Linked DNA regions of Homo sapiens: region 2 is linked to region 1. A link is a loop called in an ENCODE intact Hi-C map of the cell type or tissue named here. Cell type or tissue: gastrocnemius medialis. All regions are shown on one strand. Links, peaks and the distances in the headings refer to the core of each region. The heading gives the core; the rest is flanking DNA. Region 1 holds the start of LOC105369704 (a long non-coding RNA gene). Region 2 overlaps SSPN (sarcospan).

The links. Hi-C counts contacts between places; a loop is a spot of excess contacts. Peaks named below come from ENCODE experiments on the same cell type or tissue, not always from the same donor. Only the 100,000 strongest peaks of a DNase experiment are listed, where the experiment ranks them.
Region 2: it touches region 1 in a loop (4-fold over the local background); 16 of 110 quality-filtered maps call a loop at or near these places.

The regions. Positions count from the first base shown.
Region 1 is chr12:26,268,093-26,280,879 of GRCh38, forward strand. The region is part of intron 1 of LOC105369705 (a long non-coding RNA gene); the gene reads left to right. It overlaps LOC105369704 (a long non-coding RNA gene), which reads right to left and starts at 7,963. Exons shown (of 2, transcript NR_188068.1): 1 at 7,767-7,963; 2 at 5,237-5,400. It overlaps SSPN-AS1 (SSPN antisense RNA 1), which reads right to left and starts at 3,735. Exons shown (of 4, transcript NR_187469.1): 1 at 3,571-3,735. RefSeq lists enhancers at 3,877-4,096, 6,636-7,075, 7,096-7,145. In gastrocnemius medialis, for the core only: no CTCF peak of the experiment used is centred there; a DNase peak (open chromatin) is centred at 6,809; H3K27ac peaks cover 1,487 bases.
Region 2 is chr12:26,203,045-26,208,044 of GRCh38, forward strand. All of the region lies in intron 1 of SSPN (sarcospan), which reads left to right. Among named protein-coding and RNA genes, the nearest start is that of SSPN, 10 kb to the left of the region's middle. In gastrocnemius medialis, for the core only: no CTCF peak of the experiment used is centred there; a DNase peak (open chromatin) is centred at 2,017.

The DNA.
Region 1 (12,787 bases), core at 4,100-9,099:
TCCTAATCTCACTGAGACACTTTCCTCTTCTCTAAATCACAGGCTACTGATGAAGGTTGTTATGAAATTCAATGAAACAACATGTCATAGTAAGTGTGCAGGCCTGTGTCTGGCATATTGAAAGGGCTATCATTATGAATTGCGTGTTGCTAGACACTTAGGTGTTATCTTCCCTTATACCTGGAGAAGCATCTAGAGCTCCCTCTGAAGATTTCTGCTTAAACTTGTATTGGGAAATCCAGCTTTATACACACACACACATTTTATATATACATATATATATATATACACACACACACACACACACACAGTTTTTCACTATACTGTCACTCAAAACACTCAGTACTTCATTTCTGACCATTAAAATGTATGGGCTTTTTTTTCCCACATCAAGCAATTCTCTAATTCTCTGCAGATACCAACTGGGTGTCCTATAGTTCAATACAATCCTGATACCAATCCAAGTTAGCACAGACACCACAGGTTAAGGGTTCAGTCCCACCAGACTGCCCCCCACTTCAGATGCCAGTCATAAGAAGTAGGTCCCTATGTTACCCACAACTTCTGTTCCACTTGGCTACAAATCAGAAGTTCTCATGATCCTCCTCTTGGGTTCAATAATTTGCTACAGCTGCTTGCTCACAGACCCAAGAAAACAGTTTACTTACTAGATTACTGGTTGATTACAAAGGCTATATTAAAGGATACAACTGAACAGCCAGATACATAGAGCAAGGTATGGGAGATGTGGCATGGAGCTACATGCCCTCTCTGGGTGGACAGCCCTCCCAGCACCTCCAAGTGTTCAGCAACCAGGAAGCTCTGTGAACCCCAACCCTTTGAGTTTTTCTGGAGGCCTCATTACATAAGCATGATTGATCGTTGATCATTAATGATTAACTCAATCTCCCACCCCTTTTCCCTCCCCAGAGGTTGAGAGGTGGGGCTGAAAGTTGCAATCCTCTAATCACAAGGTTGGTTTCCCTGGCAACCAGCCTCCCATCCTTCAGGGCTTTCCAAAAGTCATCTCATTATTAAACTCAGGTGTGTTTGAAAGGAGCTTGTTATGAATAACAAAATATCTTTATTGCTATTATCAAGATTCCTGGCCAGAAACCAGATATGAAGATCAAAATATATATTTCCTATTACATCATAATATTACAATACACAACCCAAAGACCCACATACCACTAAAACAGGGAAATAAAAGAAGAGTTGGAAAGTGGGGAATGTACAGGCTATGTTTTTAATTATCTCCTTGGTAATATAAACACGTCAGAGACTGCTGTATATTTTGCTCATCTCTAGCTGGCCTAAGACTCTGGGAATCCTTAGCCAGTAGATGAGGAGGACATCTTTGTTTTACCATAATATTGTAAAAGTTCCAGAAGGGTGGGGACCATGTGTCTAACTGAACTCAGTAAAGCTGCTTAATAACTCATTAAATGAAAGGATAATAATAAAAAAAAATGTGTGCCTGTCCTCAGCAGTTGGGTTTCAAAGGACTGCAGCCACAAGGTCCATCTCACATGGCTTGGCCCCGGGAAGTGAGTGGGTGTGCTGGCGGCTGCACTTGAAGCTGGTTTTAATGATACCCTCCAACAACTGCATCCTTTGCTGATACAGCTGTTTCAATCTTGCAGCTGTTGTGCTCTTGCTTATATGTCACTGTTTAAAATGAGGATAGCAGGAAAAACTCTTGGGGCCACATATAGAACCCCCATGGGCAGAGTCCTCAAACTGGGATGTTCCGGAAGCAAGAGAGCCAAGGCTCTGTGTTATGCAGAAAGCCTGGGCTTCTGTGACCTCTGTGTATCAATCAGCCCAGATTCTAGACACTCTGTCCTGGATAGGGCCCCAGGATAGGCCCACTGGGCAAAGCACGAGCCGATAACTCAAACTGTTATCCGTGAACCTGACCAGGCGGGAGGGAGTCAGTGTGTGTAGTTTATAGGCCACAGCCATGAGGCCATATGTCTTTTACAGCCAGCTGGAGTGTCAGGCTGATCCCATGCTTGTCACCTGGCCCTTTTCTTCCCTGGCAAGTGACTGCTGATTCCTCTTGTAGGCCCTCCAGAATCTGGGACTATCAGTGCAGGTTGCAGGTTATGCTGTGCAAGGGTTTTTAGTTTCTTTATTTAGCCATGGAATCTCATCTCCCAACAAACTCTCAGGCCAAAGCCGGATATATAAAAACAGTTAGTTCTGGAAGTATTTGGCATGAAGTGGTAGTAGATGAACCAAAGCTGGCTATCTCTGCCACACCAAAATTCACTACACACACACACACACACACACACACACTCACAGACACTCATTGAGTTACCTCTATAGAATTCTTAGGACTCTAAGCAGAGGCAGTTAGAAAACCCCTGATAGTGCCATTTTTTTCATTTTTATAGATGAGAAAGCAACTCTAGGTCTTTCCTGCCTAATGTAGAAGCTACTAGTCCCAGGTAGCCACTGAGCATTTGAATGGCTAGTCTGAACCGGGGTGTGCTGTGGTTGTAAAACACATGCAGGATTTCAAAGACTTGGTACCAAAAAAAAAAGAATGTAAAAAATCTCATTAATACATTTTTTATTGAGGGCATGCTGAAGTAATAATAGTTTGGATAGATCAGGTCCAATAAAAAATACTATTAAAAGTAATCCCATTTGTTTTGTTTTACTTTTTAAAATATGACTATAAGAAAATTCAGAATTACGCAGTGGCGTACATTCATGACTTTCTAAATTATAATTGTATTGAACAGCAATGGTTTCTATTGTTTTGCTAAATGCCTTTTCAAGGCTATCTGGATCATTGGAGACAGGTCAGAACTCCTAACTAAGTGCTCTCTCCTTTCCACCATCCCCACATGATTCATTTACATGGAGAGGTAATTGACAGATAGAAGCTTACATTAACATCCTTGGGGAGTTTCCTTTAATTTAATGGGATAAGAGGAAAGAACTTGCAGACAAAGGTAAAGGTGGGGTAGGATTAGGCCCATGGATGATCTTCCTAATGACTTTTGTTATCTAGAGCATTGACTTAGAAGCACCAACTTAGAAACAAGAAGGGCTGAGTCTAGAGCCTTTGACAATTACTCTCTCTCCTTGCGTAAGTCACTAGACTTCCTGGGTCTCATTTTTCTTATCTGTAAAGTGAGGAGATAAGTTCACAGCACCCAAAGTCGTCTTCAGCTCTGGAATTCCATGACTCACCATTTTTGTCTTCACCCATATTCTTCAGTGCTAGCAAATACTTTTTGATATAGTGTTCCTGCATTTATTTCTTTTAACTTCTTGATCACCCTCTTCTCCTAAAACCCAACTTCAGCTAAGATAAGTAGGATTGGGAAGGGAAGATTATTTCGAAGACAACTGCAAGTCACTCCTCTTTACTCTTGACCCCAACAGCAGTGAAAGATGAGCTGTGTGCTCTTACCTCTAGCTCAGTAAAGGAGGACCAGGAGGAGGAAGACGGCAAGGAGGGAATGAAGGGGGAGGAAGCAGAGAGATGGGGAAAGAAGAGGAAAAAGATGAAGAAATAAGAAGAAAATGGGTTTTAGCAATGCATACCTGAAGGGATGATGAGCCTGGACTCTCTGGACTCCTAGATTATGAACTCCTGCAGTGGACCATGTCCTATTTTTTGGAGGCGTTGGGGGGAATTGTCTTACGCAGCACCCAAGCACACTGCTATGCAATGGACCACAGATAGGAAGCAAGCACTGCATTTGGCTCACTGAGTTTGTAGCCCCTGCCTTTTATAGCCAGCAAGTTGATAATAATTGTGAGAGTGAAGGCAGATGAAACACACAGTACTCAGAGTGAGATGTCAAACAACAAATTTACTGAGCTTTTTACCTTCCTTCTGAGCCCCTATGAAGCAGAAAACACCCAGACATTGTTTTAAGTTAGGGAGTTTCCAGCTTTGCAAGTGAACTCCCTGGCGGAGGGCCAGGCCTGCCGTCAGCTCGTGGGAGCGAGCAGCATTCTCGGGGTTGTGTTGGAAGTTCCAAGCGTATGATGCATTTATGGCAGGATGGAGCTGGTACCTATAGGTTTAGGGTTTAATTTTTGTTCTAGAACGTACTTCCTCTCTGAATTGCCGCATGTGCTGAGACGCTGGTTGTGCTGTTTCCTTCTGAAGCCCTCTCTGTTTTAAGTGTTGCCTCGAAAGGAATGATGAGGCGAGAAGCTTGTCTCAGGCCCCAACCACACCTGGCAGCCCTGAGGGGAGAGCAGTGTGAGGGGACATGGCTCTGTGGCCCACAGTAACCCATTGTCTTCCCTTCACGTGGGCTTCGCAGAGGGCAGAAGGGACTGGCACTGCTTTGAAAGGCAGTGTGAACTCAACCTCTCCCGCCCACACCAGGGACACCAACCTTTGGGGTTAGCTTAGCCAGCAACCAAAGAACATTTAATTAAAACATACTTTTTAGAAAGGAAGAAAAGAGGCCAACACAAAATAGCTATTTAAAATGCCAGATTTCTGGAAAATCAGAAGAGAGTAAAGCTGGAGCAAATTCTCCGGTGGTGGTGGTCAGGGGGTTGCAGTCAGGACTCCTTCAGGGCCATTATCCTGCTGCTTCTGGTGTCCAGTACCTGCCTCTCAGAAGACAGAACACAAAACCAAGCTCTACCAAAGCCAATAACCAAGTATCAAATACTGTGAATCAGGGTTCCTTTTGGAAGTGTCCACTGAGGCCCTCTCAGCCAGAACACAAAATTCATTTCCCTTAATATCCTGCAGGCATATGGATAAACTGCTCCTTTGGCAGTTTCTTAACTGAATGGGGGCTGATGGAGCCCAGCCAGGCTCCAGGTAAATGAGACTGTAAAGTGGGGCTCAAAGAAAATGTCCTCTGGGTTGCGCATGCTCTGTTGACACAGGGCTGGTTAAAATGTCCTGGAGTGGGAGGTCCAGGTCCAGGTCACTTCCTTACTAGTGCCTCAGGGAGACTCTCCCTTCTCACCAGGGCTTATGGTCCTTTGTATTTTTCTCACAGAACTGAGGATCCCAGCCCTCCCATCTCCATCCATGCTCAGGGATTGTAGTGGGGGAAGAAGGACCTCCCTTTCTGCGTGTCCCCTCACTTGTCTTCTGAGAGCTACCTGTAAAAGAGACAGGCTTTGAGCTACAAACAAAAGCCAAGCACTCCAAATCTAGGGAATTGCAGGGTCACCTTGTACATTACTCAACTTGGACTGCCGTAACAAAGTATTAATACAATAGACTGGGTGGCTTAAACAGCAGAAATTTATTTTCTCATGGTTCTAGATGTTAGAAGTCCAAGATCAAGGTGCTGGCAGAGTTGGTTTCTTTTGAAGCCTCTCTCCTCTGCTTGCAGATGGTTGTCTCTTCCCTTTATCTTCGCAGGGTCTTCCTTCTATGGTATCTTCTCTCTTTATAAGGACACCAATCGCCTTGGATTAGGGACCACCTTATGACCTCATTTTAACTCAATTACCCCTTCAAAGGCTCCGTCTTCAAATACATTTTGTAGTACTGTAACTCAAATGTGTAGTGCTGTAACTCAAATCTCTTCAAATATATTTTGTAGTACTGTACTCAACATGTGAGTTTTGGGAAGACACAATTCAGCCCATACACCATGTCTGTGACTTTCAAGAAGGCTGGGAACCATAGCAACACACCACATTTAAATCATCCAATAATGCCATTCCATTTCCTCTTCTTCCCCAAATGCCCCAGTTTTATTGGCCTTTCTGAGCTCCTTAGGCCAGTTTTCTCCAGGATTTCAGTTCTCTGTGGTGCTGAGGACATTCCCTGGAACATTTCCCTTGGGGACAGCAGCATTGCCAAGGTGGAGGCCAATGTGCTCCCTCACCCGCGACTCCTCCCTTGCTGGCCGTTCCCAGCTCAGCCAAAGCAGAAAGTGAGGCCCAGTTAGAGGGTTGTGGTCTTGCCCGAGGAGCCAGGGCTAGCAGACCTCCCAGTCCCCCAGGGGCAACGTTCAAAAAGATAGCCTTCTCCTCATCAGCTTGTACGTCCTGTTGTGTTTACAAGCAGGCCTTCTCTGCATGAAACAGGTTCCAGATAAGGATGTTCAGAATTTGTTTGGCTTCCCACCACTCCTGAAAAGTAATTGCCTGGTAGTGCAGGCTGGGAAAGAAGACAGGATTACTGAGCCCAGAGATGATCTCTTTTAACCCCTCTGTTTTTTTTTTTCAGATCAATTTAAAGTTACTTTTCCTACCCCTGAACCAGATCAACAACCATCCCCTTTACTCTGGGCTTTGCAATTCAACTCTATTTTCTATGATTGCAGTGCTGAGCTTATTAAACAAAAGCAGCTCTTGTGAATCCTCTCCCTAAGATGATCGTTCCTGGGTGGTCCTTCTTGGGTGGGTCCCTGGGCACAGAAACCCCAGGCCACGTTTCCTCCTCTGCTCAGCACGCTGGGCAGATTCTGCCTCCCGCAGCTCAGCTCTGGCTCATCAGGAGATAAGATCAGAGACACTACGGAAGGGCCAGGTTTTAACAAGGCAGAAAATACAAGCTATTCCAAACATGAGGCCTACTGTGCAAAAAACAAACCCCCTGGCTTTGGGGGCCCTCTCCTGGAGAGGGTTTCTCTGCTCATAAAGATTGGTATCAAGGGGTGAGGAGGGAGTCATGCCATCCCAGCAGGACCTCCAGTTGAGGGCTTCACTTTCAATTACCCAAGAGCAGCTGTAGACTGCTGCTTATGTAATGGGCTCTGCGCCTCCTTCTCGGGAGGAGGATGTGGAACCGTTTTGTGTTTGCTGAATAATGAGTCATGGTCAGAGTTAGGGAGCAGAAACAGTGACTCTCTCCCCTGCATTGCTTCATCCGGAACTTCTAGTAAAGAATGATAAGCCCTGAGTCAGTGCCCAGTGGGGCCTGCCCTGGAAGGGGAAGCACCACAGGAGGCTCTGAAATGCAGGCCCCACAGAGCCCACGCACCAGGCTGAAGGAGACTCTGGGGGCATTTGAAGCCCAGATGGGCTGCTTGCAAGAAGATTCACTGTTTATTTAGGCCTGTAGCTGAGCTGCCAGGGTTTTCCTATCTCGGGTAATCACAGCTCCTCCAGCCAGGATCCAGGAGTGTTGGGGTGAAGACTGAGGCTTCAAAATGAACAGAGCTTTCTCCAAACCTCATTTTAGCTCTAAGAAATGAAACAAGTCAGCCGTACACGGTGGCCCTGCTGTAATCCCAGCATTTTGGGAGGCTGAGGCGGGCGGATCACGAGGTCAGGAGTTTGAGACCAGACTGGCCAACATGGTGAAACACCATCTCTACTAAAGATACAAAAAAATTAGCCAGGCATGGTGGCGAGCGCCTATAATCCCAGCTACTCCGTAGGCTGAGGCAGGAGAATCACTTGAACCCAGGAGGCGGAGGTTGCAGTGAGTCAAGATTGCGCCATTGCACTCCAGCCTGGGTGACAGGGTGAGACTCCATCTTAAAAAAAAAAAAAAAGAAAGAACAAGTCTGAGGGGCGGGAGAAAGGGCACGTTTATATCAACTGAGAAGTCAAAAGGTTTGGTTTTAGCCAGAAAGGGAAAAAAAAGACACATTATTGCTCACATTCTGAGGTCAAACAAACAAACAAAACCCCTGAGAAAACAATATGAAGCCCTGTAAGAAAAGGCTTAATGGACCAGAAATTATTTGTTCCTCTTCATGTTTCTGAGAAATGTGGTTCAAACTTTATAGACTTTCCACATCAGCAAACAATTAATCATGGCTTGCACTCCCACCCCACCATGCTTTTCAACATACCTAGCAAGAAGCCACAGGCCATTTCTTGTCTTTCTGTAGCAAATCACAGACCAGATCTGGGTGCATAAGCGAGGTTTCCTATGGAGTTGGTGGGTTATTCTATGGTGGGTGCTGCAGGAAGTTCAGGGCAGCTTGCCTAATGCACAAGGAAGGGAACATTTCCTTCCCTGTGCAAGGCTTCAGGAGACTGACCCCTGCCTATGACAGCATAACACAAAGCTCAAGGTCAAACTGCCTGGGTTTGAATCCCAGCTCTGCTACGGGCCACCAGCTATGTGAGTCTGGCACACAACTGATTTCTCTGCTTGGATCCCTCATCTGTAAAATGAAGGCAACAAAAGCTGCTACCTCGTAGGGTGGTTGTGAAGACTAAAGTAAAACTTGTAAAGCATTTTGAGTGTTTTTCTTTTTCTCCATCATTATCTTTTAAGGTTAGCCTAATGTTCATCTCTAGTGACTTCTATCTAAAAATTTGTTAGTGAGACAGAATAGCATAAACAGGTCTTATGGCCAAGCAGATATGGCCTTTTTACAACTAGTAAAATTTTTCTTTAGAATTTTCATTTGCAAAATGGAGAAAATATAAATTTATAGTAAGGATTCGATAAAGTATATAAAGTCGTTTAGCTTAGAAAGTGCTCAATAAGCGGTACTTTGGTTATAATTCTCAATAGACCTGAATCTCTGCTCAAATAAGTTCCGTATTTCATTATCCCATGTAGCAAGATGAAATCCCAACACCCAGATCACAGACATCCCTTTAGAGTATTTCTACACATATTTATAATATAAAATTTCAGAGAGGAAGGACATTCATAAAATTCTAATTTAAAACAAAATCCTTAAGGCATCTAATTCTTAAGGCAAAACATTTTGTTGTTTGGTTGAGAAAAGGAAGGAGGAAAGATGAGGCAATTCTTTAGATTCTTTAAAGAAGGGCTCTTTCAGCTTGAGTTATATTGATTGACTTCCTGGCTTGAATCACTTCATGGTATTTTGTTCAACTCAGCTGACCATAGGAAGCAGATGACATACCTCCTCTGAGACTGGCTCTTTAGCACCAGATGGACAAGATAAGTGCTATAAGATGAGGGGCAGCCACATGGCTGACATCGTCATCGTCATCATCATCATCATCATCATCATATCATCCCATGTAGTGTCCACATGTAGGGAGGAGCACTTCTTGTGTGTTGAGCACAGCACTAAAGGACTTTACATATTAACTCAGTTTTATCCTTACAACAACCTTGTTGGCTTAATATTATTATCTCTATCTTTTTTATTTTTATTTATTTATTTATCTATTTAGAGACAGGGTCTCATTCTGTCACCCAGGCTGGAGTGCACTGGCATGATCATAGCTCACTGTAGCCTTGAACTCCTTGGCTCAAGCAATCCACCTGCCTCATTCTCCTGAGCTAGGACAATAGGCATGTGCCACCACATCTGGCTCTTTTTTGTTGTTGAGAAGGGCAGTGGGGGGTTCTTGCTATGTTGCCCAGGCTTGTCTCAAACTCCTGGCCTTAAGTTATCCTCCTGCATCGGCCTCCCAAAGTGCTGGGATTACAGGTGTGAGCCACCGCACCCAGGCTGTTTCCATCCTAAGAATGAGAAAATCATGTTCTTTAGAGTCTTTCAATCTGTTCATGGTTCTGCCGCTAAGTGGTACAGCAGGGGTGAGAATCCAGGATCCCAATCATGGAAGCTTTTTCCATTAGGCTTTATGGCCACTGCTGCTGAGGGTGGGGCCTTCCCGGAAGCCACTCTCACCCATGCCATTGTGGTTTATAAATCATGCTAAATGTCCCTGCTAAGCAGCCCAAGCTGACCTGCTGGGCTAGTGGCCCTGTCCCGGGAGCGCTCACAGGCAGTGTTGGGAGAGACTGCAACCATTGCTGACAGGCCGGAAGAGGCATTGCCATCCTCAGACTCTTGGTGCAACTGAGATGAACTTGACAGAAATGATTTGGTTCCACAGGAAAATATAATTCCCCCTAAGTTATTTTGTGGAGTCAGCGGTAAGGGAGGCAGGGGCGTCCCCAGTGTCTTGGTGCAGATATTGGTGCCCCCTGAGAGGGCAGACCTGATGGCCCGGACAAGTTTCCTTTCTTGAAACAACGTTAATTTGTCCAGTTTTGTGGCTTTTTTATGTGGAACAACATTAGCTCATCCAAGCTTGTGGTTTATTTGAAAACGAAATTCCGGTAAATCTTTCGCACCATCTGGCAGTGTGGTGATTGGCCGCGAGTTAGGAACAAGCCACTGAGCACACAAGAAAACAAAGCAGTGAAAACCCACCACCCCAAACAGAAAGGCTTTCTGTAAATTTTGTGCCTCAGCAACCCCACGGGGCTCTCTGAGGACGGGTCTCCCTGTGAGCAGAGCTGTAACCTGTCACTCTTGGGTGGGAATCTGTTTCCTTCAATAGCTAAGGCCTAGTGGAATTTCTTAGGGTAAGCTTTAGCCAGGGTCTTACATTCTTTCTTTAGACACAGATTAGCAAGGACCCTCTGAGGGCACATTCAGAGGATCTAGAAACCAACATGAGTGATCAGGAGAAAAGGGAAATTGAAACATCAGTGGTTGACTCTGGTGTGTGGAAAAATGAGTGGGCCTGAGTCCCCGAGGGACATAGAAGATGGCATTCTCACTTATCTGTCTGCCACACCCAAAAATCCTTCCCTGGTATTCATTGCACACATAATAAATGTTTATCCAGTGCCAGCTACATGCCTTGCACTGCTTTGGGCACAGGGGAGAGAACTATGAACAAGACAGTCAGAGCCCTTGCCTTTAAAGAGCTTATATCCTAATAGCATAGGCAATTTAAAACACATGATTTGAAATACTAATTTTGGCTGGGCACAATGGCTCATGCCTGTAATCCCAGCATTTTGAGAGGCTGAAGTGAGAGGATCGCTTGAGCTCAGGAGTTTGAGACCAGCCTGGGCAACAGAGTGGAACATTGTCTCTACAAAAAATGAAAAATTAGCTGGGCGTGGTGCCATGCACCTGTGATCCCAGCTACTCGGAAGGCTGAGGTGGGAGGATTGCCTGAAGCCAAGAATTTGAAGCCGTGATTATGCCACTGCACTCTAGCCTGGGTGACAGAGTGAGGTTCTGTCTCAAAAAAAAAACAAAAAACAAAACAATGTAATAATTTCAAATACGTTAAGTGCTATGCTGGGGACACACAAGGGGCTGAGGAGAATGAATGCAGGGAATGAGTGATCTTTAGCTAGATGGCTCAGGGAAGGCTCTTGGAGTCAGTGTTTCAGCAAAGAACCCATGTGAGATGCTGGTGACTGTGCAAGGTGTGGAAAGGCCTCTGTGCTGCAGGAACTGAAGGGCCAGCCTGAAGAGGTATGCAGAAGAAGGAAGAGTGCATGACAGGAGGAGGGGGAGGCAGGCAAGGGCCATGCTCACAAGGCTGTGAGAAGTCATTTCTCCCTTTCATGCAGGGGAAGGGCATGATCCAGCTCACATGAACAGAAAAGCACTTTGCCACTATGAGGAGGATGGATTGTAGGAGGCCAATAGTGGAAGCAGAGCAACCACTGAATAGGTTATCTCAGTTGTCCAGGCAAGAGACAATGGTGGCTTGAGTCAAAGGGATAGCAGCAGAGAGGGAGAGAAAAGACATTTGAGCTTGAATCAGGAGAATTTGCTGATGGGTTTGATATCAGGGAGTAAAGGAAGGGTTCCAATAAGTATGAAGCTGGTATTTGAAACCATGAGAACTGATGAGCTGACCTAGCTGATGGGAAGAGAAAAGCATTCCAGAAAAGAAATATGTGGGGTTTCTCACCCTGTGACCTGCATGGGCATCTGGGCAGGAGTACACACAGAGGCTGTAACCCACATCATGGGGGCCTCATGCACAGATGTTGGACACTTCAGCCCACTGGTACACAGCCCCCAACCCCTACCACCTGCCTCTCACAAAGCACTCATTGGCTATTACCCCAGGACGAACATGGGAAAAGGCATCAGGCAAGTCCTAGAATTTGGCCTTGAGCTTTTTGGGTGGAAATTACAGGGCCCCAGGACTCCAAAGAGTGGTCTAGAAGAGAGAGTGTGTAGACTGGGCAAGCGTGCCCCTCAAACCTGTGGGCTCCTCACTCATCTGGCTAGGATCAGAGCAGGCCAGGTCAGGGCAGAAACCTCCAAAGCATGAGACACGGGGCAGGGCCCTGGCTGCCAGATCTAAGGGAGGTACTGCGCTGGTTGTAGTTATCAGAGTAATCAAGGCCATTTCTCCAGGAAGCTGAGGTACAGGCCCTAGGAAGGGAGTGTGTGTAACTCGCCCTGCCAATCCCTAGACTACTGCTACAGATTACCCAAAGAACTAAGCGTAGAACTACATTTGATCCAGAAATCCCACTACTGGGTATCTACTTCTTGTCTTGAAAAAGAAATAATTATACCAGAAAGATGGCTGCACTCGTGTGTTTATCATAGCACTATTCTCAATAGCAAAGTCATGAAATCAACCTAAATGTCCATCAATGGATGACCAGATAAAGAAAATATGGCATATATACACAATGGCATACTATTAAACCATAAAGAGAATAAAATCATGTCTTTTGCAAAAACATGGATGGAACTGGAGGTCATTATTTTAAGTGAAACAGCTCATAAACAGGGTGACAAATACTACATGTTCTCATTTATGAGTGGGAGCTAAATAATGTGTACACAGGGATGTAGGGTGTAGAAGGATAGACACTGGAGACTTGGAAGGATAAGGGAGGGAGGTGAACGATGAGATATTCCTTAATGGATACAATGTATGTTATTCAGGTGATGGATATACTAAAAGCCCTGACTTTCCCATTACTCAATATATTCATGTAACAAAATTACACTTGTACCCCATGCATTTATACCGAAAAAAAAGATCCCTTACTACTTCTACAGTTTCTAATACATGGTCCCGCACCTAACTCCACCCTGACCATGTATGTCATAATGGGAGTTGGCACCCTTGCTGCACTTGCCAAAACTTATACTGG
Region 2 (5,000 bases), core at 1-5,000, 69 kb before region 1:
CCATCAGATCTCATGAGAACTCACTATCTCATCTTCTCATGAGAAGAGCATAGGGGGAACCACCCCCATGATCAAACCACCTTCCACCAGGTTTCCCCCTCAACACATGGGGATTACAATTCAAGAGAGATTTGGGTGGGGACACAGAATCAAACCATATCAGACAGGAATGTAATCTAGTCATTAAACTTTAATTAGGTATAATTCACTGCAAAATGCAGTTCATTTTTAGGTCTTCCATCCTGGCAAACTAAGGAAGTACTGGTCAAAAAATGTCCATCAAAATCCAGAGCTGGATGGGACCTCATGATGTCATAGTTTAACCTTCCAGTTATTATTTGCTGTAAATGTTCAAGTCTAGGTTTATCACGATGAGTTCATAAGCTTACAGTGAACTTCTTTTAAAAAAATAGATGCTAGGAACAGGCTTTACAGCATAAGCTATATAAAAACCTATTCCATAGGCACACCCTCTTTCAGATGCTTTGGATGCAGTCTCAGATCTCTGTGTATTGAGATAAAACTTGGCAAGAGTAACTGTCAGATGCCTGAGTGAAGCAGCTCACTCCATCACCCTGGTTAATTTTAAAATTCATATGTGTACACCTACACATATGGCATTAACTAAAATACATTTTTCTTTCTGTCTTAGTCGGCTCAGGCTGCTATAACAAAATACCGTAGACTGGGTGACTTAAACAGCAAACATTCATTTTCTCACAGTTCTGGAGACGGGAAGTCCAAGATCAGGGTGTCAACATGGTCAGGGGCTAGGGAGGGTTCTCTTCCTGGCTTGCAGGCGGCTGCCTTCTTGCTGTGTGCTCACATGGTCTTTTCTCAGTTCATGCATGTGAAGAGAAGAAGAGATCTCTTTCTCTTCCTCTTCTCATGAATCCTCCAGTCCTGTTGGATTAGGACCCCATGCTTAGGATCTTATTTAACCTTAATTACCTCCTAAAAGCCCTATCTCCAAATATAGTTACTTTTGAGGTTACAGCTTCAACATATGACTTACGGGGACACAATTCAGTCCATAGCATTTCCGGTGAGGGTTATACATTTGCACAGCAACCTCAGTGACTCTTAAGCTCGTTTTACAGCTTATTATTGAAAGCCCTACGGCTTTCTTGGAACAGCTAGAAGTCTGAGTGTTTCCGAGGGGTATTCTGAGCCCGTAATCTGACACACGGAGGTACGATGGGGTGGCGCGGCTCCGTGCTCATGCCAGTAGTGAGACATATGGAGGAAGCTGTTTTCATTGCATTTACAGATTGCTTCTTTTGTCAAATTTCTGTAAAAATAAAATCAAGTAAATCTAGCTAGTGAATACAATTCTAAGGTTAACTTAGGCATTTCCTTTGCTGCATTAACTCTTTAAGGCTTAGGAACCTCCACGCTGTAAATTCCTGCATTTCTTTATGCTCCAGGGAGTATCCTGATGTCAAGATGTAGCTCAAGGATACTTTGGCTTCTGATGCAAAGGTGGCTGGCTGAGTGGTACCATTGGGGAATGCTTATATGTTCAGCCATTGACCAAGCCTGCTGTCCTGTGGGGGGTGGTGATTGCATACTGTGGGCACCCCCCACCCGCCCTTTGAGCCTTATGAGGTAATAGCCTTTAGTAGGTGCCTTCACTCTTTGGTAGATCTTCATTTTGACACACATTTAAGGGCTTCTCATTGGATTCTGTTCCCTCACTTAAGAAGTCCTGAGCTGGGCTCTGCTTTTCCTTCACTAAGTACTGTATTGCACAAACCCAAGCCACCCAAGAGGGAAAGACCAGGGAAGACTAAAACATGCAGCCTTTCATAACAATTGGTCCAATCTCAGTTCCAAAACGAAAAGGGATGGCCACGATGGGATACTGTAAGCTCTCCAGTTTGATTTTTGAGCATATTTAAAGTTGATGCTCTCTGAGCTAATGTTGCTAGAGCCACGGTCCCTAATTGTGAATTTCATAAATGTGAGTGTTTCATTATGGTGTTTCCTGGGGCTGGCAAAAGTCCAGTAAGTGACGGGACGTTGGAAAGCAGACAGTTTGTTCACAAATGAGCATTCTCAGATTCTGCTGAAGAAGTTCTGTTGGACCTGCTTCTAATCTTTGCAGAAATGAGCAACTCTCCCCTGGCTGGGAGTGCCGTGGTACTGAGAGAGGTGGTGAGAAACCTGGAGGAAGCGCTTTTAAGTGGCATTCTACTCAGTTGTTTTTAAAGCGTTAGATTCAGCATTCACTGTAAGGAGCAATTAAAAACCCCTTTAAGATATGTTATTATCAAGCCCTCTCTCTTGTATGGAAGATAATGACAGGAGACCAGAAAAGGGGGAGGGGGCTGCTAATGTGTTAACTAGACTTTGACGAGCGAGAGAATTTTAGCTTTATTACTAAGTGGGGGAAAAAACACTTCCTTGGCTGGCTTCCTTCTAAAGTATCAGGTGTGGCATGCATATCAGGCCATTAGCCTGATCTCACAGGCTTAGCCCTATCTCACATTTAGCTATGCCAGGAAAGCTATGAAGGAGGCATTTTCTAAGACAAGGGCAACAGCATTTCAGTCCTCATCAATTCTGTTGGAGGTTGGAGGTGCTCTTCTCTCAGGGAGAAACTTGCAGGAGGACTGTGCCTACCTCAGGAAGATAGTGGGGCACCCAAGGCAGTGAAGAGGGCAAACTCGGACTCCCTAAGGCAAATGTATGATCATAAATGAGAAGGGATTTCTTCATGACCGCATACAGAATTCTGTGTACAGAGTTTGAATCTTTTAGTTTATGAGTTACATGTTCAATAAGTTTATGTACTTCTCCCAGGCTCTTTGGTAGTCAGGTTCTGAAACAGAAGGACCAAACCCACACAGGTTGGCTTTGTCTCATAATCTTTCCATGAACAAGTAGTTTGAGAAGCCTCTTAAAGGGCTTCGGTGTGCATTAAGGGCTTGAGACCAACTAGGAATTTTTAAATGCACATAGGGTGACCGTAACTATTGTGTTATAGAACCCTCAAGAAAGAATTCTTCTTCAGTCACCAAATCGTGTGCGTCACAAATTTTTCCACCTCAAGACCTCCCTGAAGCTTTGCTCCCCTTCTCTCTGTCCTCACACACACATCACAAAAAGCTCAGTGTCTGGCTAACCCGTGTTGCCATGGGAGGCGAGGGGGAAATGTAGGAGAGGCTGCAGGCTGCTTGGGGACACTGACCTCCTCATGTTGAAAAGGACAAAACACTTTCAAAGGAGAAGTAATATTATAATATATATTACTTTATGTTCCCTCATACTGTTTTTCATAAAGTACTCTCAATTAGAAAAGCCACTTGATAATATTTTTAAAGGTTGAACAAGATGGTTCTCTCATTTACAATCCCATTCCAATGTTACATAATTCAATTTATATTGATTTACTGTATAATTTCTATGCACTGTGCTATTTAATATGTTTATATTTATTGTACTATTCAACATATATGAACCCAGGAGTTTAATATAGAATTATCTCTGCAGTCATTTCTAGAATGGGACCTAATTTGAGAACTGACTTAATTATGGCTAAGTAATGAAATCCAGCCCATGACTATACCACCGGAGTAGGCTCAATCCACATCAGCAAGATTCCTTTCCCTCTTCTGAGGGCTTGAAAATCCCCAAGTGAAACAAATAAACTATAGGTTGTTTATTTCTTCCCACAAATACTGTTTGTAACAATTCTGCCCCTCCTGTTGATTCATGAGAAAGGCTGGAACACAATCTTTGATTCTCTTACATTCTTTGGAAATTGATTATTTTGCAAGAATAAGTATTTATAGAACTTGGTGATTAGTTTTTGGTAAGTCATCACAAGAGTTAGTTAGGAGTAGAAGCCACACCCTAGCCACTCTCCCTCTGTATTTTCATATACCAGGTATGGTGCCCCCAAGAGCTTAGTCTCTGGGTGAGGAAACACAGGTACAACTAACTGCAATTTAGTTTTAAAAACAAAATGCCAAGGTGGTGCCTTAAACAATGTACCGTGCTAGCGCAGAGAAGAACATGATGAACCCTCAGGGTAAGATCAGAAAAAGAAAGGAGAGGGGGTCTGAAATTTGAGGAATGACTCCAGCTTTGGAGTAAGGGTAGAATTCTGGCTCTACTAATGTAGAATCATTTTCCAAAAAATATTTGGTAATGATTTTTAAATTTTCATTTCTATGTGAATTTGAACAAATGTCAGTAATTCTGTGCAATTCTATGCTTTTTAAAATTATAAACATTTCAATTGCATAATAACATAGAAAATAATGCATAATAACATAGAAAAAAATGCCCACTTATCCATTCCTAGCTTTGCTAAATTTTAGTATTTTGTAATAATTGCTTTTTTATTATTTTTTAAGAAAGGAAACATTACATTGTATTGAAGTCTCCCATGTTTCATTTCTTAATCAAATTCCCCTACCCCTCCCATCTTCCCCAGAGATATGTACTATCCTGAATTTGGTATTTTTTATGCATAAGCCTGTTTTCATACTTTGAAAATTTGTATATATCCATAACCAACATGTCATATTTTAATTTTTATACAGATGGTATCATATCATTTCTGCTCAACATCGTTTTTGAGATTTATTTATAATAGTACACAGATATCATTCATTCATGTTTGCTATACTGAATTTCACTGTTAGGAATATACAACATTGGCCAGGTACAGTGGCTCACACCTGTAATCCCAGCACTTTGGGAGGCCAAGGCGGGAGGATTGCTTGAGCCTAGGAGTTCAAGCCTGGGCAACATGGCAAAACCCCGTCTCTACAAAAAATACTTTTTGTAGAGAAATTAGCTGGGTGTGGTGGCAGATGCCTGTTGTTCCAGCTACTCAGGAGGCTGAGGTGGGAGGATCATTTGAACCTGGGAGGTTGAGACAGTGGTGAGCCATGATCGCACCACCGCACTTCAGCCTGGGCAACAGAGCAAGACCCTGTCTCAAAAGAAAGTGGTGGTGGTGGGGGGGGGGGATATATAACAGTTAA